Linked DNA regions of Mus musculus: all the other regions are linked to region 4. Evidence: chromatin loops called from intact Hi-C (ENCODE). Cell type or tissue: gastrocnemius. All regions are shown on one strand. Region 1 overlaps Lpp (LIM domain containing preferred translocation partner in lipoma). Region 2 overlaps Gm32126 (a long non-coding RNA gene). Region 3 overlaps Lpp (LIM domain containing preferred translocation partner in lipoma). Region 4 overlaps Gm31814 (a long non-coding RNA gene). Region 5 has its middle 10 kb from the start of Gm41435. Region 6 overlaps A230028O05Rik (RIKEN cDNA A230028O05 gene). Region 7 has its middle 8.9 kb from the start of Gm46545.

Region 1 (4,000 bases), 320 kb after region 4:
ACTCATCCACTATCAACATCCTAACAAAGAAGTAGAACCCTCTTCTGTCCTTTGACTAATCCAGGGTGAACCATTTCACCAGCTAGGACAGCTCAGAGTGCTAAACCCAGAGGGGATTTAAAAAGTGAAACTGCCTGAATTTTCTACTTCAGAGATCTAGAGAGCTGCTCCTCCAAGGCCTTCACCTATCACGTACCTATTTCCTTAGCTTCCATTTATTAAATGCTGATACAGCAAGTTTTGAGGATCATCTAGTTAACTGTATTCACTTTCCTACCGAAATCCATCTCAAGACAAAGAGATATTTTAATTAAACCTTGAAAAGTTACAGTGACTGTTCTTTAAAATGGGAAATCAAGCATCTCTCTCTTTCTCTCTTTCCCTACCTACTTATTTACCTATCTGCCTATCTCTCCATCTATCTACTGACATCTACCTACCTCATCTGTCTGTCTGTCTGCCTCCCTGCCCGCCTGCCTGTCTGTCAGTCAGTTTTTCTGTCTCTGTATTGGTTTGTCAGTCATCTGTCGAGCAATGTAATCCCTGTCTTTTGGATTTATAAACTGGTGTGAACTGAAGGATAGAATGGTTTCAACCTTTGAAAGATGGAGGACTAAGTGTTCTGGGAGCATGACATAAACATGTACAACAGTCTTGTGGTAAAAATGGGTATTAGTGGGAATGATACCGAACAACAGTCAGTCCATAATTAGACTTGACAGTGAACGTGTCAGCAGATATCAATGAGTGTAATCATTGTTTTCCCTCTGCTTTTGATCTTGGCCCATCACTGTGGTGTGTTCCTTGTCCCATTTCCAAACCAAATCTATTTAAAGCTGCACTTCACGGGGTTTGAAATCATACACCCTGTTTACTCTTAAAGAGCATGAGGTATCATTTCCAAATAGTTGGTCTCTGTACTACAAGAGCTACTCTGGCCTCCTGCAGACCATTGGCTATCTCCATTTTCTACATGACTCGTTAGAGGAATAATACATAATTAATTCTCATGGACTTATTTATATTGCCCTATGAAATGTTAATTTTCATTTTTGGGAAATTGCCTTGAATAAGATTAATCAGCCACTCGTTTTGTTCTTTTCTTTTCTTTTTTTTTTTTTTTTTTTGTGAAGATAGTAGCTGTAATCTTGCGTGCACTTATTCTTTGTTACTTGGGTAGATTAGGTTCACATTGCTTTGCAGAGTGAAGCAGTGAGCTCTGTGTGTCCTGTGGGCTAGAAGCAGCGAGAATATCCTCAGTCCTGATATGACCTTGGGCAGCGCATCCTCCCTCTCTGAGGTCATCTTATCACCTGCTTATCAATAGACAAAGGTGTCCCAGTTGATCGTGTTTTGTCATGCTGAATGGTCTAGTAACTAGAATATTATCTTCCTCTTCTGCCATGTTTCCAAAATCCTTTGACTTCATCACAGAGCCTTGTGTGGAAAATTGGTATTCTGTTTAGCTCTTGATTCTTTGATCTAACAGAGAACAGTTGCTGATTGGGCTTTAGAGTATATGTATGCTGTAATTGTATATTAGACTCTTGACTGTTGCTCGCTTCAGCAACATGCCGTTTCAGGTTAGACAGGAAGGGAGTCAGTCTTCCTCTAGGGCAGTAGTTCTTACCCTTCCAAAAGCTGCAGCCTTTTAATACAGTCCTCATGCTGTGGTGACCCTCAACTATAAAATTATTTTCATTGTTTCTTCCTAACTGTAATTTTGCTACTGTTCTGAATCCCAATGTAAATATTTTTAGAGATAAATGGTTGCCAAACAGGGTGCGACCCACAGGTTGAGAAAGGCTATGTGATAATGCTATCTTATGTCTCATTTTAGAGTAACTGAGAAACTTACTCATTATTAATACCATTAAGTAAAGGCAAATTTCTCTTCTGTTATTTGATTTATCCAGTGTGAATAATCAGTCTTATTGGTACAAACAAGTCAGAATGTCTTTTAAAACCAGAGGGAATTTTTTTATTAGATATTTTCTTCATTTACATTTCAAATGCATCCCTTTACTGGTTTCCTCTACAAAAGTCGCCTATACCCTCCTCCCACCCCAGCCCTGCTCCCCAACTCACCCACTCCTGCTTCTTGGCCCTGCCATTCCCCTGTACTGGGGCATAGAATCTTCGAAATATCTTACGAGTTAATCTACCCAACATTTCTAACTTGAGAGTTGGGAAATTTTGAGATCGTGGAGGAAATCTAATTGGTTCCAGGTGTTAGTGCCAATGGTAGACCAAATTGTGTTTGGCTGCTTGCTTATTTATTTGTTTGTATGTATGTATGTATGTATGTATGTATGTATGTATGTATGTATGTATTTAGTGTGTGTATATTAGTATGTGTGTATATATGTGTGTGTGTTGTAGATATACACACTTATGCATGTACCTGTGGAAGCTGAGATCAGTGTTGGGTATCTTTTGCCCTCTGTCATTCTACACCTTAAGTTTGAGACTGTCTCTCACTGACCCTTGTGCTCAGTGACTGGGTAGACTGCTTAGAGAGCTCCAGGGCATCTGTCTTTGTGTTCCCCCTACAAATGACATGATTATAGGTGCATGCTGCTGCACCCAGGTTTTAAAATAGTGCTTGGACCCGAACTCAGCTCCTTCAGCATGCACTGCAAGTGCTTCACTCCGCCATCTCCACGGCCTTTTATTTCCCTTATACTTAGAGTTTACTGTGTCATAAGCAAGCAACATCAGTGTCTTTCCTCCATACATGGAGGTACAGCACGTTGTATTTCTCAGGAGAGTATGGGTTCCTTGAAGTCCTTCCTTGCCAAGGGCATCTGGTTCTGGCCCTTTCACTGTATGCCACTGCCTTCTACCTTTTGCGGACCCATTTGAACTGTGTGGAGCTGAAGATGTTTCTAGATGGCTGTGTCCCGAGCACTTGAGGACATTAATTAAGAGACGATGGGCAAGGGATGAGAAAGCAAGAGGCAGGAGAGTACTGGCCTACAGAATGAACCCAGCTGAGTGTCTGTTCCCCAAGCTGCTGGAGCATGGGTAGTAGAGGCTTTCACTTTCTCACACCCATCTTGAGACTGGTCCTGACACTAGGCTGGGGCTGAAAAACAACTGTTCTTTTCATGGGTCTTCATGCTTCCGAGGAGGAGGTAGTAACTATCCATCAGGTAGAAGAAAATGTAGAGACCCCTGGACCTAGGCACTTCCTAAGTCCTGAGCCAGTCTAGCCAATCACTGAGCACCAGCTTCAGTGAGAGACACGGTCCCAAACATAAGGTGGAGAGTGACAGGGGGCAAGATACTCAACACTGACCTCTTAGCCACACAGCCCTTAGAGTTAGAGATTGGAAGTTATCTGTGGGTCAGATGCTCGCTCGAGTCATTTTGTTGTAGGACCAGCAAGATTTTTTTCCCTGAGCCTCCGATTCTCCTTCAGTGAGATGAGAGTTGGTAGAGATTCTGTAAAAGGGTCCTCAACTCTGATTTTCTTGAGTTTCCAGTTTGCCTCAGCTCTCTTAGCAAGTTTGCAGCTATGCTAATGTGCAAGATACGGAACAGAGATGTTGTTTAATGTGAGCACCATTAGAGCTTGAGTAGGGGGAGAGGGAAGTGGAGAGAAACACAAACATCTGTGAACTACCTGAAAAACACACATTCTCCAAGAATCCCAGCTACAACTTCAGGTTTTTACAGATACTCTGAAGGCTGTGCAGACATGAGTTCTAAGGCAGACAGAAGATATTTCTCTGTGTGAGAAGCCAGCTCTTCCCTTTGGTTGTTTCATGATTCCTGTCCCTCTTGGATTTTCCTCTCAGTTCTTCTGAAAGGGAGCTCTTCAGCTTCCCTTAGCATGACTCTGGGAATTGACATATACTACTATACCTGGGAAGTGATTTCTTAACATTGAAACTCTTACTCTGCTTCCTTCATTTACTAGGTGTTCTTTCAGTAAATGTACTTTTAATTCAGTATTGTTGTGTGCTTATAATTTTAATACAGTAGATTGTTTACT
Region 2 (4,000 bases), 82 kb before region 4:
GCCTGGCACCCTTTGGTATGAAGGGAATAGTCAGTCTTTATCCCTTTATCTAAAAGATGAGTAGCCCATGACCCACTGCAAGCAACAGGGTGATCAGTATTTTTTTACTGGAGACACTTTGCTTGGTTTAAGTGAAGAAAAAAATTGAGAGAAAGTTTAAGTCTTGAAACTGCTAACGTCTTCCTGTTACAGTATGTGGGGCACCATGGGGGCGGGGAGTATAAGCCAGACAGTCATTCTTAGGGGTAACCTCTTTGGTTTATGTAAAATATGTGACTCAAAGCAAATTCTTTCTTGTAGTCTGCCATGCCCAAAGAGGACTTAACCTGGACTAAAAGTAATTTGAGCTTTTCATCTATTTAATTGATTGCAATTTTGCATTTTATGTTGTGATGTCTAATTTCCAGAGGAAATATCATTTACAAACCACATAAATGGTGATGACGCTTTTGGAAAAAGAAAAAAAAAAAGTGAGGAGGAAAGCCCACGACTCCTAAAAGTAAAGATTTCAGTATGAACTTGCCTATTATTTGTACTTTACACCCACATTCTTGAGTCTGTTATCTCCAAAGTAATTTCAGTTTCTAAAGAGCATTTGGTACTCCTAGAGGCTTGGAAAACAGTCTAGTTTCTGCAGACAGAATTGTATCTGTGTGTGTGTGTGCTTGTGACTTTAGGAGTGTGTGTGTGTGTGTGTGTGTGTGTGTGTGTGTGTGTGTGCACGTGTGTGCCTGCCTGCCTGCCTGCCTGTCTGTCTGTCTTTGTGAGTGTCTGTCTCTCTGTCTGTGTCTCTGTCTCTGTGTGTGTGTGTCTGTCTTTATTTGTGTCTGTCTCTCTCTCTCTGTGTGTGTGTGTGTGTGTGTGTGTGTTTGGGTGTATGTGTTAGAGAAACTGCATGAGACAGGCTGTTGGGCAGTATTGAAATTAGGCTGTTTTCCCATAGCATAGAGAAGGCTCTAGCATAGTGTGAATCTTATGGGGGAAAATATACAGTGGATGCCTCTGTATAAATTATGATCATTTCAAGAGCCTATCGAAATAAATCACAGCCTCTGACTGGCGAGGCCTTGGAAGCTAGAGGGGAACCAACTATTGCCACTTTCCTAAACTCCTATCATTCCTATCTGCATTCTACATGCCTGCCTTATACCCACAGATAAAAGTAGTTTTCTCCACTTCAGAAAAGAAGTTTCTTTTTGCAGTAGATGGAGATCATTATAGGAAGCCATAACAGGTCAAAATGCAAAGATCAGCTGACTGCAGGGTGATCAGACGCAGCTAATATACATTTACAGCATGTCCCTTACACATAAGGTTCAGGGAACATCATGGAAGAGGGACAGAAAGATAGAAAAAGCTGGAGGACCAGAGCATCTGCTGTATGAGAACGTAAAACAGAAAGAGGACACGAAATAGAGAGAGAGGAGAGGATAGATCTGGATGAAGCTATGGAGAAGATAAATTGTATAAAACTCTTTAAGAATTAACAAAAGTGTGGCTTAAAAAAAAAAGAAAGAAAAGAAAAGAAAAGAGATAATCCTCCAAAGTTTTTCTACTTTAACCCTTTCCAGGAGATAGTGATAATGTGGCTCAAAGAAAAGGAATCTCTTGTCCCAGCCAAAAAAGAAAGAAAGAAAGAAAGAAAGAAAGAAAGAAAGAAAGAAAGAAAGGAAGGAAGGAAGGAAGGAAGGAAGGAAGAAAGAAAGAAAGAAAGAAAGAAAGAAAGAAAGAAAGAAAGAAAGAAAGAAAGAAAGAAAGAAAGCAAGCCAGTCGATATAATAACTCAAATGGGAATAAACCCTATAGGTGACTTCCAAGTGAGATGCCTCTCTCTGTTACATTTCTTCTCGTTTCTGTACCGGTGTTACAAAAGATGAATCCTAAAACAAAGTCTTCTGGTTGTATTTGGGCTAAATGTTTGAGTAAGTTCTCAGGCTTGACGACCAGTTCCAAGGTACTGGGTGACAGGTGGTCTCTATTTTTGATCACACACTAAACGTTTGTGCCTACCAAGCCATAGCGAGATAAATTAGTTGCTTGGCATCAGAAGAACATGAGTCATCTTTCTCACCAGCAATAAATCCAGTGCCTGGCACGGGGCAGATGAAATGCAAAGTGACAGCTGAGATTGGAGCATGCTTGCCTCCCTCTGTCCCCATTTCCTTAGTCCATTCCCAAGCTGGCAGACAATGTTGCACTGTCCTTGCAACCATGGTCAAGGATTTGTCAGTACTGATTTTTTTTTTTTTTTTTTTTTTTTTTTTTTTTTTTTTTTTTTTTTGTAGCCGGTAGCTAGAGGAGGGCAAGCGTGAAGGATGTTTGGGTATATGACAACTGACAAGCAGGTGGAGACATGAGGTTCATGTGAGTGTCCCAGCCTCAATCCTCACTCTGCATGACATTGGACATGACACCTGTCTTTAGGGACTCCATTTCTCACCTGAAACTTGAGGGGGTTCCCTTTCTACTTCCAGCAAAGGCTGGACCCATGAGTTGATCAAGCCTTTCTTTCTCCAGCATGGTGTTGTGGGTTCCCAAGCAAGCAGCAGTTCAAAGATTTCTCACCCCAGTTAACAGTTCTGACATAAGTACTTGAGGTCATTGGAAGCTGGAAAAGCACACCAATAGCAGACGCAAAAGAGCAAGCCCAACTTGGTCTCTGCTCAACACCCTGGTGGTTGTGAGTCCATTCCCTGCCTATTTATTTAGTTTTGAGACAAGACCTCTCTCTGTAGCCCATGTTTTCCTCAACTTGAGTGTGACCCTTTCACCTAAGCCTCATGAATACTGGGAGTAGACATGTACCAGTATGTCTGGTCTAGTTTCCTAATAGAATCTTCAATTATTTCTCTGTTTTTTGTTTTTGTTTTTGTTTTTTAAAGTTAGTGTCTGTTCGACAAAGTTGTCTTGTGGATCAGAACATGGAAGCCATGGTGCTTATAAGCCTAGAACCTGAAGAATGGAGTGCTGAGATGTGAGGATAAAAAGTTAAGGACACTTCCTGATTCTCCATGCAGACACAAGAGACCAACAGGTTCATGGTGAGGCGTAACCCAGATATAAGGTAGCAGATGCTCTATCTGGGCTGCTTGCTTTGTGCACTCTCTGGACCATGAGGATTACACTAGAGGCCCATGCACAGTTACCATTATTTCCTCTTTCTAATCCAATAGGAGGTACCTCCTGCCTCACATCTTACGCCTTCCTTCTTCCTTCTCCTTTTCTCTGGTCAACCAAGGATGCCAAATCAAAAACTCTAGTACAGATTTCAACCATTCTTCTTTAATCTTCTAGATTGTTAAAAGGTAACAGCTCATGGGCTCTCCCCTTCCTTTTGGCTTGAGGTCAGCTGCAGTTTGCCCCTACAGCAGTGACCAGGAAGCCTCCGTCTCTTCAAGTCTTTTCTTGGCATCAGGGTGATCAGCAGGTAAGCTGGCAATGGAGGTAAGGCTGAAGCTATCTGCTAGAAATGACACGTCTAGTGTAAAGCATGGCCTTCCATGCTAGTCTGCAAGCGTATGCAGCTACGAAAGACTTCAAAGAGGTCATTAACTTCAGTGCCCCACAGTGTGGAGTGTGGGAGTTGAGCTCTGCAGGAGAGAACAGATGTGTAGAATCATGTGCAATAGAGGCAGAAGCATTGTCAAAAGCACCCAGATCACATTCAGCTTTAGAATGATGAAGAGACAGAGACCCCACACTTACGGAATTCTTGAATTAAAGCACCATTGCCAATTTCCACAACCTCTGAGCCTAAGTGTGGTTCTTATTTCATGAGACCCTATAAAATATACATGGGAGAGAAACCACATGAAATCAAACTTTGAGGTTAACTGATAAAACAATGGGTTGTTATAGTAATGTAAAATTGGGTAAATAAATTTACATTAATATTTCAGAACTCCCATTTACCCTACTAAAACTATGTCACAGATATTCCTGTGTACAATGAGTGGTGGATATACAATTATGTTTGTGATAGAGATATAGGACATATGGC
Region 3 (4,000 bases), 240 kb after region 4:
TAGAGGAGTTCAGATGAGGACATTTGGTGATGGACTTTAGGCATGGCTTTGGCTGAATACTGTAAATACATTAAGCCATTTGGTGATGGATCAATCCTTGTGGCAATAGATCTTTATTTGTCTAGGGAGGTGCCAGTGCCACTGGGGAAGGTCCTCAGCGTCCTTGGACCAGTTTACCTATAAATGGCTTCCATATCCACTACCTTCTCATCCTCTTGCCTGTTTCAGATGTGTGTGTGTACACACGTATGTACATATATGACCTATACATTGTTTGTCTCCTGCATGTACTTCTAGTCTTTGTTTTCAGCAGATAATCTTGTCATGGAACACAATTTGTAGAGCATTTTATATCCTCATGTTAATTTATTTGCTGCATAATCACTGTGATGTTAACATCATAGCTAATCTTGGATATACTGGAAAAAAACATGTTAGACATACACTGTAATTTTCCACTTTGCAGATGTGGAAACTGAGGCTTGGAGAGGTTGAGAGGACCCTTGGAATAGGAGAGTGTATTTATTTGCTGTTTGCTTAGCTCACTGCAAAATCAATGTGTTAATTACCCACTGCAGTTCTCCAACACCAAGGGCTGGAGACTCAGCTTGTTCACCTCTCCCTCTGCCGTCATGAGTAGAATATGACAAGGTTAGCCCTGGGCCCCCTTTGCAAGAAGAGACCCTTGATTGGTGTTTTCAAGGGTCTGCCGAGAGGTCCAGCCAGTCCCGACCTTGTCATTACAAGAAGCTCATTCTTGAAGCAAAGCCAGGGAAACAGATGTTGCAAGAGAGCGGGCTTTTCTGGAATATTCCTGTGATCCCCGTGCTCAGTGGTCAGTGCTTCCACCTAGCCATCACGCTCTCCCATGGCTGCATGGTAAAATCACCTGGGAGCTTTGGATTCATAACCATGGTTAGGTTTCCCCTTTTAGGTTGGTACTGGAATGGGCTGGGTTGAGGCCCTGGGTCTTAGCTTTCTTCTGCCTGTCTCCTTAGGGAGGAGAACACCTGCTTCTTGTTTTCATTCCTTTTTTTGATGTTTTGAAACCAGCAACCAGTCAATATCACAATGTTACTTACTGAGAGTTTATTTACTGAGCCCTTTTCAGGTGTCCAAGGCAGTGGAGAGGATGGTATAAGAACGGCATGAGTGTACGTTGAATCGAGTGGGCCATCCAGACTGTATCAGTGAGAGCCACCTGAAGACAGAGCAGTGGCCTTTGTCATCTTCCCTTCTTCACTACTTACCTCCACACCAGATTGGCAACCCTGGCCGGATGTCATTTCCAGTCATGAAGTGTCATTCCCCACAGTTGTACTCCGGAGCATACCATGTCTTGTTTACAGTGACTGGGATATTTGTTTGTAGTGTCTCCCTTTTGCTTCCTGCACCAACTTGAATTTACAAAAGATCCACTTCAGTTGTCATGCTCCCTAGGCGCATCCAGTGCATACAGTGACAGTCTGCCTTTCTGCTGTGGAAATACCCAAAGTCCGTCGCCTGTCACTGTGTGTTCTCTCCAAAATTAAGGTCATTCTTCATTGCCCCTGGGTGCCAGCCAGCTGAGCTGTACCCTGGCCTTGGATCTGTCCCATCCCGACTTGTTCCGGTACCTCCTGGTGGTGGAACACTCACTGTCCTGAAGCCACCTGTCATTTTCCCAGCGAGAAATAATCTTCCCTTCACTAGAGCCACACACTGCTCCGAGGGGGAACATTTAGGACTCATCACATTGTACCTCGAGCGTCTGCCACTGTCCACTTCAGGAGGGTGGGGTAGCCTCTGCTTACTTCTGGCACCTTCTGCCGTGCCAGGAACATGGGACTCATTCCAGCATGGATTCCATGAGTAACTGGATCACTTTTAGTCCATCGCAGCAGTTGTACAGAGTTAGCCTCCTGAGCTCTTGGAAGCTCCGGCGAGCATGTGCAAAAGGTCTACTGTGAGGAAGCAAAATCCAGTGACCTAGTTACAGCCTGTTCCCTGCACTCGTGCCTCTGAGGCAGCCCCAGCTTCAGCTTGAAGAGAGATGCTGTCTCTTCAAGGTGCTGGTTGTTGGCATATCTTCCTATGGGGCCACCACCTTCTTCTTTTCTTTTAAATATGATAACAATGAAATGTCATGTAGAAAATCCAATAATTGCTGACTAGAAATCAAAAAGAAAACAAAACTCACCGTGAGCACTTCTAGTTAGAGCTATGAAGCCTGCGCTTGTTTGATCGATGTAGCATTGTAGGGGTATCCTGTGCTGGTGTGTGTCAGTAATAACTGGTAGAGATGGTCGCTGGTTCTATAGGTAGACTGTTTTCATTCTCAGCACAAAAACTGAGCTACAACACATACTGTCACCATTGCTCTGGTGCCAAAGTGGATTTCGTGGTGGCATAGTGATTAAATATCTAGTATTTCAAAGGGCTTGGGTGTCCTTTTTGTGCCTGAGCTGTGCCCCAGCAGCAGCTATATGAAGAAAGCTACAGAACAATGAAATCAACGCGACTGGAGTTCAACACACCGTTTCTGTAGCATTTGGTGTGTAACCTTATGACGGGCAGGGTGTGGCCGACAGTGGGTGCTGGGAAGGCATGCTCTACCCTCTTTTTCTGTTTGGGATCCTAAGAGATTCCAAGGGCTTTTGTTCCTTTGAGGGAAGGTTCTGGAAGACTACAGCTGTCCCTATATTATCCTCATTTATAGTAATGGATCTTAGCTGAGCCAAGCTACAAATGGCAGGAGAGATTTCAAAGAGCATTGCCTAGTGGGGCTGCAGCTCAGTGGCAGAGCCTCTTTAGACCTTGGAGTCAATTCCAAGCACCGGAAAAGAAGAGAAAGAAAGGATACCGCCTTCCAGTGTGCCATGTTTAGCCTAGAGGTGTCTGGGATGGACAGTAAGACTTGGAGCATAGATGCCCTGCCACACCCTGAGGGCAAACGTGTGCTTTTTCCTCTGGAGTCTTTTGTTTTCTTCTAGTTTGCATTTTATTTTGTTCTCTTTTATTTCTAGATGGTCTTATCACTTGAATGATTTCTAAGCACTATAGTGAATTTGAAGCAGGGCAGGAAAATACAAAGTAGAAAATAAAATTTACCCCTGAATACATTCTGCTTTAATGATCGTTGTTAAATTTTTGGAAAAAAGTTTTCTAGCACCCTCGCCCCCCCCCCATTCCTTCCTACTCTCTCTCTTCCCCAGTGTGTCTAAATGTGCACGTGTGCACGTGCTCACATGTATGGCTATGTTTACAGTTTATTTATGTGAGGCATAAATAACCACAGTTTTCAATGCCATGAACTTTTTTACTAAAATGATATGTCTTGTACATTGTTTTTCTTTAAAAACAAAAGATAATTTTGCGTATGACTGTTTTGCTTCCATGTTTGCCTGTGTGCTGCTGTGTATTTGGTGCCTGCAGAAGCCAGAAGAGGGCGCTAGATCCCCTGAAATTGTAGTTACAGATGGTTGTGAGCTGTCAGGTTGATGCTGGGAATCAAACTCAGGTTCTCTGGAAGAGCAGCCAGTGCTTTTAACTACTGAGCCATGTGTCCAGCCTCTAGAAACCCTTAAAAAAAAAAAAACCTGAGCAGCAGCTGCTACACATTTGCATTTAACATTGCATATTCAAGTGTAGAGAGATTATGATGCGAAACTGTGGTCCTAAGGAAGAAAAGTTGCTCTTGCAGGGGTAAGGTAGAGGCGCGGTTGGTGAGGTGTGGCCAGCCATCCAAGGTCCTCTTCTTGGCAGTATGGAGAGAGAGGTCCTAACGTACAGTCAGGCAGGGCATGAGAGAAGGAAGATTTGGGGATGTCTGCAGTGAGACTGGGTCAAGAATGAAGAAATGATTCTAAGAATTAGTGATGAGCTGGGAGAAGGACTTAGGAGTTCAAGTAATCACTTGTTGGATAGGCTGAAATGAGGGTACCGGTCTCAGAACTAGATGACTCCAGGAGCAGCTCTAATGGGTACTCAGTGGCCCTTGTGTCATAGAAGATCATATATA
Region 4 (4,000 bases):
ACTGGACTTTCAGGTGACTCCTTACTATAGGCCAAAGTCCAGGCGTGAGCTGTGTCCGGTCCAGATGAAAGTGTGCCATTCTTCCAGGACTGGCTTTCTATTTCTTGCTTTACCTTCCCAATGGTCTCTTCATGCCTTTGCTCCCAGCCTTCCAAAGTCCAAGTGCACATATTAAACTTCCTTCATTTCTCTTCCTATCTGTCTAACTAGAGGTAACTTCAGAGTAGTTAAATTCCTCCATTACTGAATGTCTGCTTTCTAATCCATGTAACAGCCAAAGAGACATGATTTTATAACACTTACCGTTTTAAACTTTGGTTAACTCACACAGGCCTTTATTATCAGATGGCTTTCTCTTCATCTAAATCAGCCATCTCCTGCAGCAGGAGGAGATCAGATAACAGAACACAGCAGACCTCAGAAAGGGCTGCCCAGTGCTGATTGCTCGGTGCCGAGCTTAAGAAGTCCCTGTATTCATCAGCTGGCTAGCAGATTAATTTTTTTTATTTTATACACATGTGATAATAATGTAACTTGAACATCTGTTGTGTTTAGATACAGTAACTACATGACCATTTTCAATGAGGCCTCTCAGGAAAAAAAGAAAAGATCTTAGCTTGCCACTGACTGTCTTGTAATACTGGCTGGCTCAATCCATGTCTGTTTGGCTTCATGGTGAGTAAAGCCACTGACTGACCTTCTTCTGTGTGCAACTCAAGAAACATAAGTTAAGTAGGACTACAAGAGTTGGCTAAGGGAGCTCAAAAATCTCCGTCAAAGTAACTGGGGCTACTTAGGAGGAATCAGGTAGCTGCTGGAGCTGGTAAGTGTACGCAAATGCTCACATATTTGGAAACACCCCTACTAAAAGGAATAGTAATAAATAGAAGGAAGCAGAGCGGGCCTCATATAGCAGAACAGCTGTGCAGAGCTCAAGGGGAGGTAGGATTTCAGTGGGCCAACACGGGCTCAGGGGCCAGTTCAGGCAGGGAACATGAGGAGCCATGGCACAGAGTGGGAAATACAAGGTGCCCAGGGAGAGCTGGGCATGCTCATTGGTGGCTTCAGCTGGTGGAGCAAGCAGGAAGCAAGGGAGATGGGCTGGAAAGGTATTGTAAGGTCAGAGCAGAAAGGCCCAGAGAGGCATGGTGAGGAGCTGGGCCAGGGAAAGTGATCTCACTGGCTAAGCTTGAGGGGGCCTGCCCCTCCTCAGACGGCCTGGGTGCAGGCCCAGAGCAGGACATGTGGCAGCAACTGGCAGGGAGGGTGCTGGCAGCTCCACCAAGCTTGTTTCTTCACCAGGAAACAAGGTTTCCTGTAACTTAGACCCATGAATCAGCATTTCCTCTGTCAATAATACACAGCAAGAGACGCACCAGCACGGAGCTTGAGGGGAATGGAAGAAAGCAAGGAATATTCCATGACATAGCTGGCCTCTGCTCCCGTTCCCTCCTGATACGCTCGCAAATAGCACTCACATTGCCTAAGATCCTTTTCTTAGCTCAGTCCCCCCGTGAAGACTAAGTTGCACACAACACCTGCCTCTCTTATCCCATTAGATGTTTCCATCATCATTGGAAGCCACTCGTCCAGTCCTTTACTGGTGTGCAACAGTGAACCACGCATGGGTGACTTGCCTTGGAGTCGACTCCATGTTGAAGTGCTATCGAATTAACCCAATAATTCCACAAGGTCCACAGGGAGCGTGCAAGCTACTTCACTAGTAGAGACACGGAGGAGAAATGCTGGCCTGTCAGCTGTTTACAAGAAGCCAGACCTGATCTGGTGCCTCAAACACAGTACAGGGGACACAGAATCTAGAGCAGTGAGGCTATCTATAAAACACTTAATACCTTTATCGCAAGTATAGTTAGTGATGGCGATTGAACTGATAAAATATTTAATGAACTTAATTTCTAGTAGTAAAATAGTACGCGTACATATTTTGTCGATCACTAGAAAGAATCATATCTGCTCTCTTACTCCATTTATCATGCCAGACTCTGTCCTAAATAGACAAATAGCCCTGCCCTCCATAAAGCTTATGTTCTGGTTTCCTACCGTGCAGACAATGAACAAGAGGAGAGTAAGCTGCAGGGTTACACGTGTGTAGATCAGCAGAGAGCAGAGAGAAGAAGAGGAGTGTGCAGCATCTTTACACGGCCTGTAGAGGGACGGTGCCTTTGAAAACGTGTTTGTTAAAGCAAGCTCCCGAAAGTCAAAGAAGACGTGTGGCCATGTGGGGCAATGGGAGTCAGCACCAGAAACACTATGCAGGTGGCCTGAGACAGTACCCATTGGAATGTCCAAAAAAAGAAAAAAATGTCAAGAAATCAAGAATGACCAGCATGGAGAGAGAACGGGGGAAGGTTAAGGAGGCAGAGCAGAGTGGGAGTCGTGAGTCAACTTAGAGAAGTGCTATCACCTACTTAAATTTAAATAATGAAAGATGAAATAAGTCAAGAACAGCAGATGGAAAACAACCACCACAAAAATATAGGAAGGACACTTAGAATTGGCAAAGAAGACAGGAAAAGGAAAGGCAAGGGTGGTATGGAAAGAAAGAAGAAATGCAGTAGCTGCCTTCCACTCTCTGACCCCCTAGTCCAGATTTGCAACTCTGTTGCGGGCTGCAAACCCTGGAACCCATTGCCCCAGCCCCTTCTTGCAGGAACGGTATAGGATAAGGCCTGCAGAGGGCTTCCTCTTGACTGAGGTCATTGCCCATGCAGGTTCATTGCCCATGTAGGCCCCAGGACTCTGCAAACATCCTTGCAGGGGCTTCAGGCCAAAAGTAAAACCAACTCACCTGACCCCCATCCCAGATTTTCCAGGAACATCTTTATCTTCGGAGGACAACCCATTGCAAGCAGCAGGCAAGAGACCCTAAGAGGAGCAGGGACTAACTATGTCAGCTCCATCTTACAAAGGCTCACTCCATAGCGCGCCTTGCTTTGAGCCTGATTCACCTTCGAGGGTGAGCAATGCATGTGTAGGGGTGGTGAGGATACAGTGTGTGAACAACATGAGAGGAACAATGTTGTCTTCTTGCTAGAAGCCAATGTTCCCTCACTCTTTGTTCCTTCTAGTTATTAAACCCTTGGGCCTCACAGGCAAGCTCATATTCCTTTCAACCTCATACTACCCATCCCAACTCCCTCCCACCTTGAAGAATTTTAGAAAGAAATCTTTGTGTGGTTTCTCCAAACTTTGACCTACTCAGGGGTGCATTTGCTTTGCCTCCTGATGTCTGCAGATCAGAGCAGGCAAAGTCCACATCAGCAATGGATGCTAGGTGAAGTCCCTCCCTCGACATCAGCAATGGATGCTAGGTGAAGAAGTCCCTCCCTCATGCTTCTTCTCATCGTGCAAGGAGTAAGGGAGGGAGCCGCTGCCCTCCAGATGGCCTGAGAGCATCCAGTCAGCCAGAAGATATGACCAGGGTAGAGAATAAGGAAGAGAGAACCAGCTCTTCAGTTTTTCTTTCTTGTCCACGCCTTCCCCACCGCTGCCTCCCCAGATGCTTGGCCACTCTGCCGCCATCAGAAAGTAAAAACTTTGAACTTAAAAAAAAAAATTTTTTTTTAATTCAAGGTAATTGAAGTTGAACAAATAGTACATGGGGGTTCCGTGTACCTTGCACCTACTTTCCTTAAATGTAAACATTTTGCAAAACTAAATTACACAATCACAATCAATTATCGATGTTCGAATAGTCCTGACAAGTGAACAGCCTTTGCTGAGGGTTCCTTCATGACTGCTTTATTAGGGCTACTTCGATTTTCTCCCACCTCTTCATTACCCTGGCAACTGTTATTCTCTTCTCAGGACATTTTTCTCAAACTAAAAATGTAATGTGTATGGAATTATACTGAGTGTAACATTTTAGAATCAGCCCCTTTCCTAATAGGGTAAATTCTAACAAGAGATCCATCAAAGAACTAGAGATTATTTCCAGCTCCTAGCTATTATAAATAAGGCTTCAATGAACATAGTGGAA
Region 5 (4,000 bases), 840 kb after region 4:
ATAGGAGGACCAACAATATGAACTAACCAGTAACACCAGAGCTCCCTGGGACTAAAACACCAATTTAAAAAAAAAAAAAAACATGATGGAACTTGTGTCTCTAGCTGTATATATAGCATAGGATGGCCTAGTCGGTCATCAATGGGAGGAGAGGCCCTTTGTCTTGGGAAGGTTCTATGCCCCACTACAGGGGAATGCCAGGCCCAGGAAGTGGGAGTGGGTGGGTTGGGGAGCAGGGAGAAGGGGGAGGGGGATAGGGGATTTTCGGAGAGGAAACTAGGAAAGGGGATAACATTTGAAATGTAAATAAAGATAATATCTAATAAAAAAATAAACAAAGAAAGGTTCTGCTATCACAGGTCCAGTTGCAAATGTGTGTGCAGACTTGTGGCTCAGGATTGTATTCAATATAGACAGCACTGCATAATTCTCCAGTGTATTTGTAAAAAATACTTAATAAAAAGCCTTTGCCCAAAAGAGGGAGAAAAAGGAAAAAGGAGAAGGAGGAGGAGGAGGAGGTACAGAAAAGTGCTGGGACAGGAACTTGGGTCTTCTGCTTACTGTTCTTCTGCCTCTGAGAACAGGTTCAAGGCTAACCCAACCAGAATTTTGATGGTGATGATAGAACACAAGCTGTGAGATGGCCTGGTTGCCTTGACTGCAAGCAATAAAACTAGGAGGCAGTCTCCAATAAACAATGTTTCTTATAGTAGACTATGAAAAGCTTACCGCCTGTGAAGTGAAATCTCTGTGAAGCTAGCAAGCAGCTCAGCCTTACTGTGTTTTGAGATCCTAATATTCCTAGCATGAGAAATGTGCCTTCATTGTGCTGGGCTTGCTTCACGAGAGTGAAATTGATCTGACCAGTCCCTGCTCTGACGATGGGAACAAGAAACCATGCCAGTCTCAACTCACGTCATTTAGGAACACTAGACACTGAAATATAATTCAATCAGTGCTCAGCTGCATAGAGCCTCTCTGGTCTCTGAAAAGGAAAGCACTTCTCACAATAATTCCACCTGCCCTCCTTGGTCAGTCCCTCTGATGACTTCCGCCGAGTAGATTGTAGATCACAAAACAGCCTGGCTGTACCCTGGCTCTGGCTCTTGAGCTACAGCTTAGCTTGGCTTAGCTTGCTTGGCCTTTTGTTCTTTTGCACCTTCCTCGTCTTCTTTATAACTGTGGTCACACGTCTAAGTCAAAACTGATGTCATATATTAAGCATTGAGATACCACAGAAAGTAAATCCACTGCCTTGGGAAACAAAAAACAAAAAAGCAACCTGAAGGCCTCTATATTTTCCTATTCCTTTCTTCTTATCTGCTCTGGTTTATCAAGGAACTCACAGACATTGGAGGCAGGCAGAAAAAAGTTTTCTAAGACTAAATGAACAGAGTGTTTAAGAAGAGGAAGAGAACACAGTGGGCAAAGGCAGGGGCCTCAGAGGCATCTGAGGAGACAAGTGGTCTCTCCTTAACTGGTTGAACAAGAAGAGGTTCGGAAACATGAGGATAGCCTATAGAAAGGAACCAAAAGAAAGAAAATCTAAACTTTATTTTCTAGACCTCAGAAATGAAGATAACACATAGCTTATGAGGCTGCTGTGAGTGTCAGCAATGGTGAATGTCAGCATTCCGGCACACAGCATATAATTAATTAATAACCAGTAGTTATGGCAAGCCCATTTCTGTACCCATTCTGTTTCCTTTATTTGGATAAAAAAGGAGAAGAGATTATCCTTGGATTTTTCCAAAAGGTTTAACATAATTATTTATTATATTATGTGTAGGAGTGTTTTGCCCAAGTGTATGCCTGTGCATCATGTGCATGCTTGTTGCCTGAGGATGCCAGGAGAGGGCAATAGGTCCCTAGGAACTGGAGTTACAGATAACTGTGGGTGGCCACGTGGGTGCTAGGAATTGAACTTGGGTTCTCTGGAAGAGCAGTCAGTGCCCTTAACCACTGAGCTATTTCTCCAGGCTCTGTCATTGAATTTTTTTTTTAAAGCCTTTCCAGAAATGAGATGCAAAAATGCTTTACAGTCTCCTAAGGGAACTTCAAAATGCAACCTCTCCTCATATGCTTTCCTAATGCTGGCCAAGCCTCAGCAGGCCTTGACTCACAAATCATCTATTGCGGGCAGCTATCAGTTTCACGGACACACACTACCCTTGTATGAACTGCCTGTCTGGGCTAAGTTTAGACATGGGCTTAGCTTGTCTTTTGTACTGGATTGATAACTCCTCAAATAAAATGGTATCATTAGACTCAGAGTAAGAATCTGAGATTTCAGGATTGGCTCAGGTACCCGTTGACCATCTGACATTAGTTGACCAGCCATCACTAAAGCATGTATGAAATACTGAGCATGATGATGAGACTTCTTGGAACTTTTATGTTTTTTTTTTTAAACAGTCATTGTCTATGGATGCACTTTGCAAACTGTAAAACACTAAAGTAGAGATTTTACATTACATTTGATTTTGATAATTTGTTCATCAGGATTCTGTTGATTTCAGTTACGGTAAGTCCTGTGCCAGCTTGGCTACATGAAAAGCCTTCTGGGCAACATGTATCAAATAAGAGGTCAGAAGTATGCTTCTTTGTTAGCAGGTTTTCTTCTGCATTAACTGCTTTATTAAACTTGCCCCCTTTCCCAGGGTCTTGCAGCAGTCTCAGGCTTAGGGTATCAGTTTGGTAAACATCATAAAAAAATGTGTGTGTTTGCCAAAGTAACTTTGATAAATGTCTTATAATTAACTCTCCGTGGACTGAACTCCATCTGTTGGCTATGTGGCTATGAGGCTATTTGTATGTGCTAATAAGCCAGCCTGGATCCACACCATTGTTGAAGGCCAAAAGATCAAAGTCATTCCCTCTTAAACTACATCGATTGAGAATGGATGGAATGGTTTCCTAAAGGAAAAGTGAGATACTATTTCCAGAATGTGCTGGCAAGATACAAACTGTTTCCCCTACCTTGGCACCCCTGTCAACCAAAAGTTCAAGAGCTTAAAACAGAATTAAGAATGTAGCTCTGTGGTAGAATGCTTGCCAAGAATGGATGAGTCCCTGGGTTCAGTTTCCCATTATTACCAAAACAGTAAGTTTAGGGTCTGGGGAGATAGCTCTTAGTGAGTTGCCTTCTGATCAGGAGTGGAGTCATGAGTTAAATGCTCAGAAAATATGTCTAAAGCTGGCCATGGTCATGGGTATCTATAACCCAGCCATGTGAGGTAGGTGGAGATAGATAGATAGATAGATCCATGAAGGTCATTGGCCAACTAACTTAGCCGAACTATGAACTTCAGGGCCAGTGTCTCAGAAAGTAAATGTGCAATATGATGGGGGACGACATCCAATATTGATCTCAGACCTCCTTGTGTGTGTGCCCATATGTGCACAGGAATCATCTCATACTTGTGCATATACTTCTCACATATATGACCCCATGTACACATATACGAAGCTTGAAAATTTAGATACGCTATGTGTCTATTCGGCAGGGGGGACATAGTGGGACAGGGCTGCTATGTATTGGGACGATCTGTGTCCTGTGTGGCATGCCAATGACTCAACCAGAGATCTAAAAGAAGAAAAAGTGTGGTAATTTCCAAAGCAGGGATATTCATTGGGCATCTATCGGGAGTCCAACTAATGTTCAATTGCTTTGATGTTGTTGATTTCAAACTGGCTGCAAAATTTCTTATCCTGGCATTGATGAGCCAGATGAACAGAGAACTTTCTGAGACCATATTTTTAAACAAAGTCTTTTTAAAAATAAAACATGCATTCATTTGAATACCTGTTTAGCAGCGGGAGGGCCTGTCAAGGGTTCATCCAGGGACACGCAATGGAGCCAGGCAGCCGGGAGCCGGAAGGGGCAGAGCCCGCAGCCACAGGAGAACATTGTCTGCTGCCAGCTGGGCTGCTCTCTTCTCCCACAGGCCTCAGGCACCAGGTTCCCTGAATTTTAGTATCTTTTCCAGGGGGGCATCTT
Region 6 (4,000 bases), 830 kb after region 4:
ATTGTTTCAAGGAGGCTTACATACACAAGCAAGTGAAGGAATAGAGATCAGCTGGACCCAAGGAAATGTAGCAAGTGAAGAACTCTGTGAGCTTAAGAGTATTGAACTGACTGAAAGCAACCTGAGTCCTCAGTGGAAAGAGAAGGTCCGTAGATTCCTATTTCACAGCTCGACAGTGGATACTAGCTTCCAGTGAAATCATTAACTTATTTATCCTGTATTTGACGGGCTGTTTTTTAGAGATGAAACCAAGGTTCACCAGGAAAAGCCTACCTAAACAGTGTCATTTAGGTCCTGGGGATTGTGAGTAAGGTGGTGACCGGGTACAAGGTACATTTTTAGCCTATGTTGCAGGTTCATCCTACTGATTACTGTATGACCTTGATGCCTGTGGCTGGTGTGTACTGAACCATTATGTGTAGGATTTAGGCTCTGAAGTGTCTCCTGGTTCCTTCATTCTGCTCTTGGAAATGTCAACACTGCTGCGGATTGACTGGTGACACTCAGTCATTCTATCTTGGAGTCTACATACAAGCTAAGAAATGACAGTTCCCACCCTTACACTGGTGAGGACCAAAGGGTGGAAAGACATTGAAGTGGGATGCGTCGAAGTTCCAGATGAAAGCTGTCATCCCTAAGTTCATGTTTAACCACATAATGATGTCTGGCCACACCCTTACTCCTCATCTTATGGCGTTCCAAAGGAAATTTTGGATTTCAATTCTAACAAGTTAGTCTCCAATGCAGAACATGAAATATGAATTGTATCTCATGGATTCTACAGTTCAGTTCTCTTAGACAAGGACAATGAGACTTTACAAAGCTTACCCACTGGACCTGACCAAAGAAACAGGCAGGAAATCTTAGAGTCAGGACCACATCCCAGATGCCCACTGGTCCTTGGTGTTCCTTTTGATTTGTAAGCTATGTGTTGGAGTTTGGTCTCTAGGTTCCAATGGATAACTTTTGCTAGGTTAAAGAGTATCAAGATTGTTCTTGGCCTCTGACAGTTTTATGGATCTGCACTATCTATTTCTGGTCCAGTGTTGATTCTGTGCTATTGTTTGAGCTCTGTCCATAATATCTGCCACTGCCTTTAAGAGAGAGAGAAAAAATGTTCTCTTGTGCCTCACAAGACAGGGAGAGATAGACAGGGTCAGCTTGAGCAGATTGGCTGTCTCTGACACACACACCTGCCTTGGCTGATATTTGCTTGATATTTGCCATCCTCAGCTGCTTTCCTGTGCAGTTAGCTACCTTGTACTTCTGAATCTATAGCTTAAAAACAAACAAACAATTAGTTCTTCCACCCCCTCCTACTGAATGTAGCACTAAAACATCTGCATAGATAGAATTTTGTGAAAATGAGCAGAAAATTTGAGGCAATTCAAGGAGGACCAATAAGCTCTCCTTTAAGTCACCATGAAACCCAGATAACACAGTCGCCCTCTTCTAAAGGAAACTGTCCTTGTCCTCCCAGAGTTTTCCATGGCCATGCCCAAATCTTCTCCAAGAGCGCCCTCTGCTGGATGACATCAGGACCCCGACAGCCTCAGCCATCTTGGAAGTAGAGCCAACTGGAGTTTTGAGAGAATAAAAAGGAAGGTTGGAGAGAAAGGGGGTTGGTGTTTTGGGTGGGGAAGGGAAGATATTTGAGGGGAGGGAGAGAGGGGGAGGGGAGATTACCACACTGGGAAGCTCCGAGGCACCTCTATTTGAACACCATCCTAAAATAAGATGTGTTCCATCCATGACGTCCTTATGCCGCTCTACTTCTATTTCAATGTATTAACTTAGTACTAAAAGATGATCACATGTTTTAAAAGAAAAGAAGCAGATGGGGAGACCCACAGGCAAACATCAGGCAGAGTTTGGGTGACTTGTGAAAGAATGGGGGATAGAACTGAACAAGCCGGAGAGATCAAGGACACCACAAGAAGACCTACAGAGTCAACTAACATGGGACCGTGGGGGCTCACAGAGCCTGGACCACCTACCAGGGAGCATGCAGGAGCTGGACCTAGACCTCCTACACTTTTGTAGCAAATGTGCAGCTTGGTCTTTATGTGTGTTCCCTAACCAATGGAGCTGGGTCTGTCTCTGTCTTTGTTCCCTGCCATTGCATCTCCTTCCCCCTACCTGGTCTCCCTGGTTGGGCCTCAGTGGGAAAGGATGTATTTAGTTCTGCTAGGACCAGAGGTTTCAGGATGTAGCAGTTACTAAGTGGGGGACTCCCTTTCAGGGACAATGGGGGATTTGTAAGGGTGGGGCTAGGAAGAGAGCAGGAAGGGAGGGCTGTAATTGAGATGTAAAATGGAAAAAAAAAAAAAGAAGAAGAAGGATCAAAGGAGAGGAAGAACCAAGAATCTCCCTTGATATTGATGATTCCTTGATGGATTACAAAAGATAATTTCATAAAATAGCTCAAGTTCTATTTGAGATTTTATTATTCTTTCAGGTAAGTTCTCCGTCAGCTAGTCATTCCTACCCAGGGATTGAACAGTTTTGGAATTCAAGGCATATTTGTAAGTTCAGTGACTCATTACTGTGCTTGCACTTCATTTAGTATATTTAATTAGCATATTTATTCCAAAGAAGACCATAACTTCAAAACACTTTTTTAGAAGAAGAAAATGCATTAGCAAACTTTAAAAGTATATTTGAATATCTAAGTCATATTTTAAATTAAGCATGTTTGGGTAAATAATCTCTCTCTCTCTCTCTCTCTCTCTCTCTCTCTTCCCCCCTCCCCACTTCTGTCTGTGTGTGTTTGTGTGTGATTTTAAACAAGAAGAAGGCCTCCTATAAATAGCCTTTTTAAGGCAAGCTCTTGTTGATAGATTGAATTTTGTCTTTAAGACCGATGTTAGTGTGAACTTATTCATTGGTAGGAGTTTGCTACGAAAATATAGAATTGGAGGGTTGATAATCTTTAAAGTGTCATGTTCAGTAGACCAAAAGAAGCAGTAGCTAGGAATGTCCTTGTGGGATGAGCATAGGGCTGAGCTAACTGTTAGAACTCTGACTTAAAAATGGAATAGTAACGTTCTATGAAACATTAGGGAAGACTCCCCCATCTCATTACTCAAGTGGTTAAAAATGAAACCTGAAACGAATAATGTCCCAAAGGCTCATGGTCAGTCCTAGGTGGAGCCCAGACTGGACCTTGGATCATCCAGAGTGCTTAGCAACATCCAAGCAGACCTTTGATGAACTGTTTTTCTTATCATGCCATGAAAGGGAATTACAGGCAAATGCTAAGATGTCCATGTCTGATTCCTACAAACTCCATATTGAAATAATCTTCTTCATTGCATTTGCAGGTGGTGCTGATGTGACTTAACGGAGTCCTCAGGGTGGAGACTATAGTTGCAGTGGTAGCTTCATGAGTAGAGGAAGAGAGATTTTAGCCTGGCAGTCTTTCTGTCACATCATGTGATGTGAAGTGCCATCGTGGGAACTCCATCAGTAAGAGGGTCCTCAGCACACAGGACCCTTTGACCTTTTGCACTTCTCTGCCTCCAGACAGTGAGAAATACACTAACTTCCTTTGCAAGTAACCTAGTTTGTGGAGATCAGTTAAAGGGATGAGAAACAGACTGGTAGCAAGAGACTGAAGAACGCCGCTGGAAACTGCTGCTGACATTGTCATAAAACATGGAAGAAATTCCTATTTGAGACTCTGTCCCAGCTCATTGTATCCTTAAGAGACCTAGAAATAAACCACTCAGCTCCTCCCCACGATGACCTCCACTCTGTTTACACAGGGGCTGGCCAGATGTTAGAAAAAGCAAGCAAACACTTGCAGCTGTTATCAGGGCGAGGGTGGAGCACACGAGGTTCCCAAGTTTTCATCCAACACATCAGAACATAGTTAATTTTTACTGCTTTTGGGTTAACTGTCTTCCTCGTCCTTAACTTTTAACACTTAGTATTGAAGCTTGTGTCGAGAGATGCAAAGGGATCCCTGAGCTAACTTTAGCCCATGGCCAAGGCAAGT
Region 7 (4,000 bases), 170 kb before region 4:
CTCCATGATTCTAGAATTCTAGAATCCTCAGTCTCGAACCTAAATCAGAAGTCCAGGGGTCAGGGAAGGAGACCAGGTGGGTGGCCGAACCCAGAGAACAATCCAGTGGAGGAACACAGGTTCTCTTCAGCTATGTCCTGGATCGTGTCACTCCTTTGCTCCCGCCTCCCCTGATGCCCCATTTCTCCTGTAGTGACATCCCAAGTCTCTGAAAACACTCACAATCCACAGACTTGCTTCTATGTTGCCTCTTTGGGCTTCATGCCCACTCCTTTCCCAGGCCCCTCTACCCCAGCACGATCAGACACTGCTATAGTGACACAGCTTCCTTCTCTCTAGAATGCATTTTGAGGCTTTCTTCTGGGCAGGCACTTCTATGGTTATATGATTGGTAAGCCCCTGCTCTCCACAAAAAGCTGGAATCTCACCTCCGCTGTAGCTCTACATCAGCCTGTGCATTGGTCCCTGGCCACCCCAAACCAGGGCTTTCTGCTGCCGGGACTTTAGCCCTCTTAGCACAGTAGATCTTTGCCCTGCTTAGGATATAGAATAACATTGGTCTCCCTGCTAGGAGGCAGGTCCTTCAGAGGCCTGTAGACCTCTGAAGTGTGCCTGCTCAGCCAAAGCTCCCTGAATAGAAGAGAAAGCAATGAAAGAGAATGTAAGAATTACCATTTTTGAAGTATTTTAAGCTTCATAGAGCAGTAGCAAAGACAATACAGGTTTCAAATAAATTCCTTGCAAATGCTCAATTGTATCACCATATTTCCCCGGAGATTAGCCATATCAACATTAACGTTACTAGTTTCAACTCCAATGGCATCTGCAGAACCCCTTGGGTTGCAAATGCCCTCTCCTCCCCAGCCCTCTCTTCCCCACTCTCTGCTCTCTCCTCTTTTCTTTTCTCAACTCTCCTCTCCACACATCAACTCACTCATACCACCTATAGTGCAAGGCTAGGGAGGAGAAAAGAGAGTATATCCACGAACAGATTAAAGAGGCTCTTCAAGGCTTCATGGTTTGAAAGAGAAGGATCAAATCGTAAGTGAGCCGGGGTTTCCTAACTCATGGCTTGTCCCTGTTTCTTTGGGCAATGCTGCCATTTTTCCAATCAGGTTCCATTGCCTCTGCTCTGGCTGCATGGGCTAGCATGGTTTTTTCCTTTCCTTTCCTTTCCTTTCCTTTCCTTTCCTTTCCTTTCCTTTCCTTTCCTTTCCTTCCCTTGCCTTCCCTTCCCTTCCCTTCCCTTCCCTTCCTTCCTTCCTTCCCTTCCCTTCCCTTCCCTTCCCTTCCCTTCCCTTCCCTTCCCTTCCCTTTCTTTCTTTTTTTGTATTTCTGACAAGGTGAAGATGGCAGCTGCCTCTTCAGCTTGTATGCTGGGCTGGCCCTGAGCAGCTGTAACTCACACTACCAAGTGCTGAGACACCAACATTCCTGCCCCTACACGGCATATCCTCCCCTCACTCAATCATTCTGCACCCGAAGTGCCAGAGGGAGGAGGTGCTGCCAGCCGTGGCTTACCACAGGGTCCTCAGGCGCCCTGCAGCCTGGTGACTGGGATGCCATCTGGCACCCGCCACAGCTGCAGGGCCTCCAGCCTGGCCTAGAAATCCAGAGTGGGCTCTTGGCATTGGCGCAAGAAAGCCCTCTAGCCTCTGGTCAGTATGTCCATCCTTTCCTAGATGGAACAAGCCACTGATTGTCTCCAGGCCTCAGCCTCCTCAGCTGTCAGGACAGGAGAAGAAGTGAATTTGGGAGTACTTGATCTTTCATTTTTCTCAGCCCTGGATCCCCTTATATTCAGGAAGGAGTCTTAGGTCCTGTTCCCAAGTAGAAACAGTACTCAGTATGGAGAAATGGAGACTCATGAGCAGTGAAAAAGTAGCGTCAGAGGGAGAGATCTGATATGGATGCTATGGTGAGGATCAGATGACTTCAGCATAGGTCAAGCATGCAGTCAGTGGTCAAATATTTGCAACAGCAGTAGTGAGAATGACATCTATCCCGAGTCTCATCTGCTCCCGTCATCCATCCGAAGCCAGGCCCTTGCTTTCCGCTGCCATGTGTTCTCTGTGCCAAGGGTGCACACACGCCTCTGTCCCAGCTTCCTAAAACATAGCTGTGCTATGCATTCCTTTCCTGTTCAGAATCCTTCACTGATGCCCAAGCACCCCAGGAGTTAGGTGTCAATGCTTCACACTGTGCATCAAGAGTCACAACACATGGGTCCCCCCTCCTAACCTTCCCAGCCTTCTTGGTTCCCCACACCTGCCCAGTGCTTTGGTAAACCTGCCTTTCGTGACCAACAACAGGTGCTAGTTGTTGATGTCTGGCAAAGAGCAATAAGATCGTATGTTAGATGTGGCTCTGGAGTCAGAAAAAAATTAATGTTGGATGGCTGTGTGGCCCTCAGCAATCTCTGAGCCTTGGTGTCCCCACTTCTAAAGAAGGATTTGTAAATGGTACCTCAGGACTGTGAGGACAGAAGCCAGATGGAGAGCGTCTGATCTCCAGTGAGTACCACTACTCAGTACCCCTTGTTACTCGGTGCTCCCATACTCTGGCTGGGTCCTGCCTAATACTGACCCCTTCCTGACGGACTGAGATATGCTTCCCTAGTACGCCTTCTGCACACACCCTGCTTTTCCCTTTGTAGAAGTCAGGTCTGGTTCTTCTTCTCAGTCTCGTGCTGTCAGAAAGAAGACTCAGGCTCAACATATATTTACAAATGCCTTGGCCATACAGCTAGGCTCTTCTCTGACTCGATCATAACTTAGATTAAACCCATTTATCCTAATCTACATTCTGCCATGTGACTGGTTACCTGTGCTCAGGTACCACACATCGATCTCCTCACATTTTCCCTGGTGAATTTCCTGTGCCTGGCACTATCCCAAAATCCTTTCTGCTTTTTGGATGTCCCACCTCCAACTTTCTGACTCCGCTATAGGGCATCAGTTATACTATTGACAGGTGTCACATCCATACAGACACAAGATATTTTCTCTACACCCCTCATAGTCTAGTGACTTGATTCTTCTTTTCTTTTTCCTTTTTCTTTTTCTTTTTCCTCTTTTTTCTTTTTTCTTTTCTTTCCTTTCTTTTCCTTCCCTTTCCTTCCCTTTTCTTTCCATCCCTTCCCTTTTCTTTTCTTTCCCTTTTCTGTCAGAGTGAAGCCCCTGAATGTAAGAAGAAATCTTTCACCAACCAGCCAGCACTTCAAAGGTGTCAACCAGAGTACGTTGGACAATGAGCTAAAACAATGAAATTAGAGTGAAAGTATGGATCAGGGAGATCTATAGACGCACACTGAAATCCTAAGGGTAGGCTACCTCTTCCATGGTCAGTACAGGATGGCTGAGTGCCAGCTCTAAGTCATGCATGTCACCCTGTAGGAGTGGATAAAGCCATTAGCGAGCCTGGGTGGGGATAGCTTTCTTTGCTCGGGTTGTGTTGCAGTACAGGAGGGTTGAACCCAATGAGCAAGTAGGGGTGAGGGAGGAGAGGCAATGAGAAAGTGTGATTTTTATTTGTTTACCTCTCACCTGTCGGGGCACCTTGGGCCATGGATGAAATGAATTAGGCTTTAAAAAAACCAAACCAAACCAAAAAAATGAACCAGTCACTCTTCAACATGGTCCGCAGAGCAGCAGCAATGGAATTCCATACCAGAGCAACAGAAATATAGAAGTGGATTGACAGTCGGAATCAGCAACTTCAGAGGGGGCCCAAGCAATCACCTATTCTATCTGGTCCTCATGTTCTGAGGCACGGTCAAGTTTGAGAACCACAGGGCTATCTATACACAGGGACTTTTAAAGTCCTTTCCTTTTGTTTGTAGTTGCAATGGTCTATATTTCTTCTATTGATGTCTTAGTCCTTTTGCTGATGAAGGAGCAGATACTCACCCTCACTCATTCCATTTATATGTTCTACCCAGCAAAGTCCTTGTCCTCTAAGACCTCAAGAACATCCACAGTTTAGGACCCTGGGGTGTCCC

The links. A loop is a pair of places that touch in the nucleus more often than their neighbours do. Peaks named below come from ENCODE experiments on the same cell type or tissue, not always from the same donor. Only the 100,000 strongest peaks of a DNase experiment are listed, where the experiment ranks them.
Region 1: a loop joins it to region 4, with 3 times the contacts of the local background. A loop is called at or near these places in 2 of 42 quality-filtered maps.
Region 2: it touches region 4 in a loop (7-fold over the local background); 2 of 42 quality-filtered maps call a loop at or near these places.
Region 3: it touches region 4 in a loop (14-fold over the local background); 2 of 42 quality-filtered maps call a loop at or near these places.
Region 5: it touches region 4 in a loop (4-fold over the local background); 2 of 42 quality-filtered maps call a loop at or near these places.
Region 6: it touches region 4 in a loop (4-fold over the local background); 2 of 42 quality-filtered maps call a loop at or near these places.
Region 7: it touches region 4 in a loop (4-fold over the local background); 2 of 42 quality-filtered maps call a loop at or near these places.

What each region holds. Positions count from the first base shown.
Region 1 is chr16:24,560,980-24,564,979 of GRCm38, forward strand. The region is part of intron 4 of Lpp (LIM domain containing preferred translocation partner in lipoma); the gene reads left to right. Among named protein-coding and RNA genes, the nearest start is that of Gm24440, 160 kb to the left of the region's middle. In gastrocnemius, no CTCF peak of the experiment used is centred here; no DNase peak of the experiment used is centred here; H3K27ac peaks cover 3,079 bases.
Region 2 is chr16:24,154,809-24,158,808 of GRCm38, forward strand. It overlaps Gm32126 (a long non-coding RNA gene), which reads right to left. Exons shown (of 3, transcript XR_384786.2): 2 at 3,706-3,781; 3 at 3,341-3,590. Among named protein-coding and RNA genes, the nearest start is that of Gm32126, 2.8 kb to the right of the region's middle. In gastrocnemius, no CTCF peak of the experiment used is centred here; DNase peaks (open chromatin) are centred at 2,115 and 3,401; H3K4me3 peaks cover 260 bases; H3K27ac peaks cover 3,813 bases.
Region 3 is chr16:24,482,066-24,486,065 of GRCm38, forward strand. The region is part of intron 3 of Lpp (LIM domain containing preferred translocation partner in lipoma); the gene reads left to right. Among named protein-coding and RNA genes, the nearest start is that of Gm24440, 78 kb to the left of the region's middle. In gastrocnemius, CTCF peaks have their summits at 1,624 (motif pointing left) and 3,385 (motif pointing right); DNase peaks (open chromatin) are centred at 1,609 and 1,799; H3K4me3 peaks cover 2,417 bases; H3K27ac peaks cover 3,999 bases.
Region 4 is chr16:24,237,188-24,241,187 of GRCm38, forward strand. The region is part of intron 1 of Gm31814 (a long non-coding RNA gene); the gene reads right to left. Among named protein-coding and RNA genes, the nearest start is that of Gm31814, 24 kb to the right of the region's middle. In gastrocnemius, a CTCF peak has its summit at 2,165; a DNase peak (open chromatin) is centred at 1,172; H3K4me3 peaks cover 1,018 bases; H3K27ac peaks cover 3,205 bases.
Region 5 is chr16:25,077,137-25,081,136 of GRCm38, forward strand. It overlaps the pseudogene Gm52256. Among named protein-coding and RNA genes, the nearest start is that of Gm41435, 10 kb to the right of the region's middle. In gastrocnemius, a CTCF peak has its summit at 1,852 (motif pointing right); a DNase peak (open chromatin) is centred at 3,891; H3K27ac peaks cover 3,678 bases.
Region 6 is chr16:25,063,233-25,067,232 of GRCm38, forward strand. It overlaps A230028O05Rik (RIKEN cDNA A230028O05 gene), which reads left to right. Exons shown (of 3, transcript NR_040374.1): 2 at 1,481-1,605; 3 at 3,324-4,000. Among named protein-coding and RNA genes, the nearest start is that of A230028O05Rik, 5.6 kb to the left of the region's middle. In gastrocnemius, a CTCF peak has its summit at 1,534 (motif pointing left); DNase peaks (open chromatin) are centred at 1,226, 1,519 and 1,953; H3K27ac peaks cover 4,000 bases.
Region 7 is chr16:24,071,780-24,075,779 of GRCm38, forward strand. No RefSeq gene overlaps it. Among named protein-coding and RNA genes, the nearest start is that of Gm46545, 8.9 kb to the right of the region's middle. In gastrocnemius, no CTCF peak of the experiment used is centred here; DNase peaks (open chromatin) are centred at 1,546 and 3,405; H3K27ac peaks cover 3,542 bases.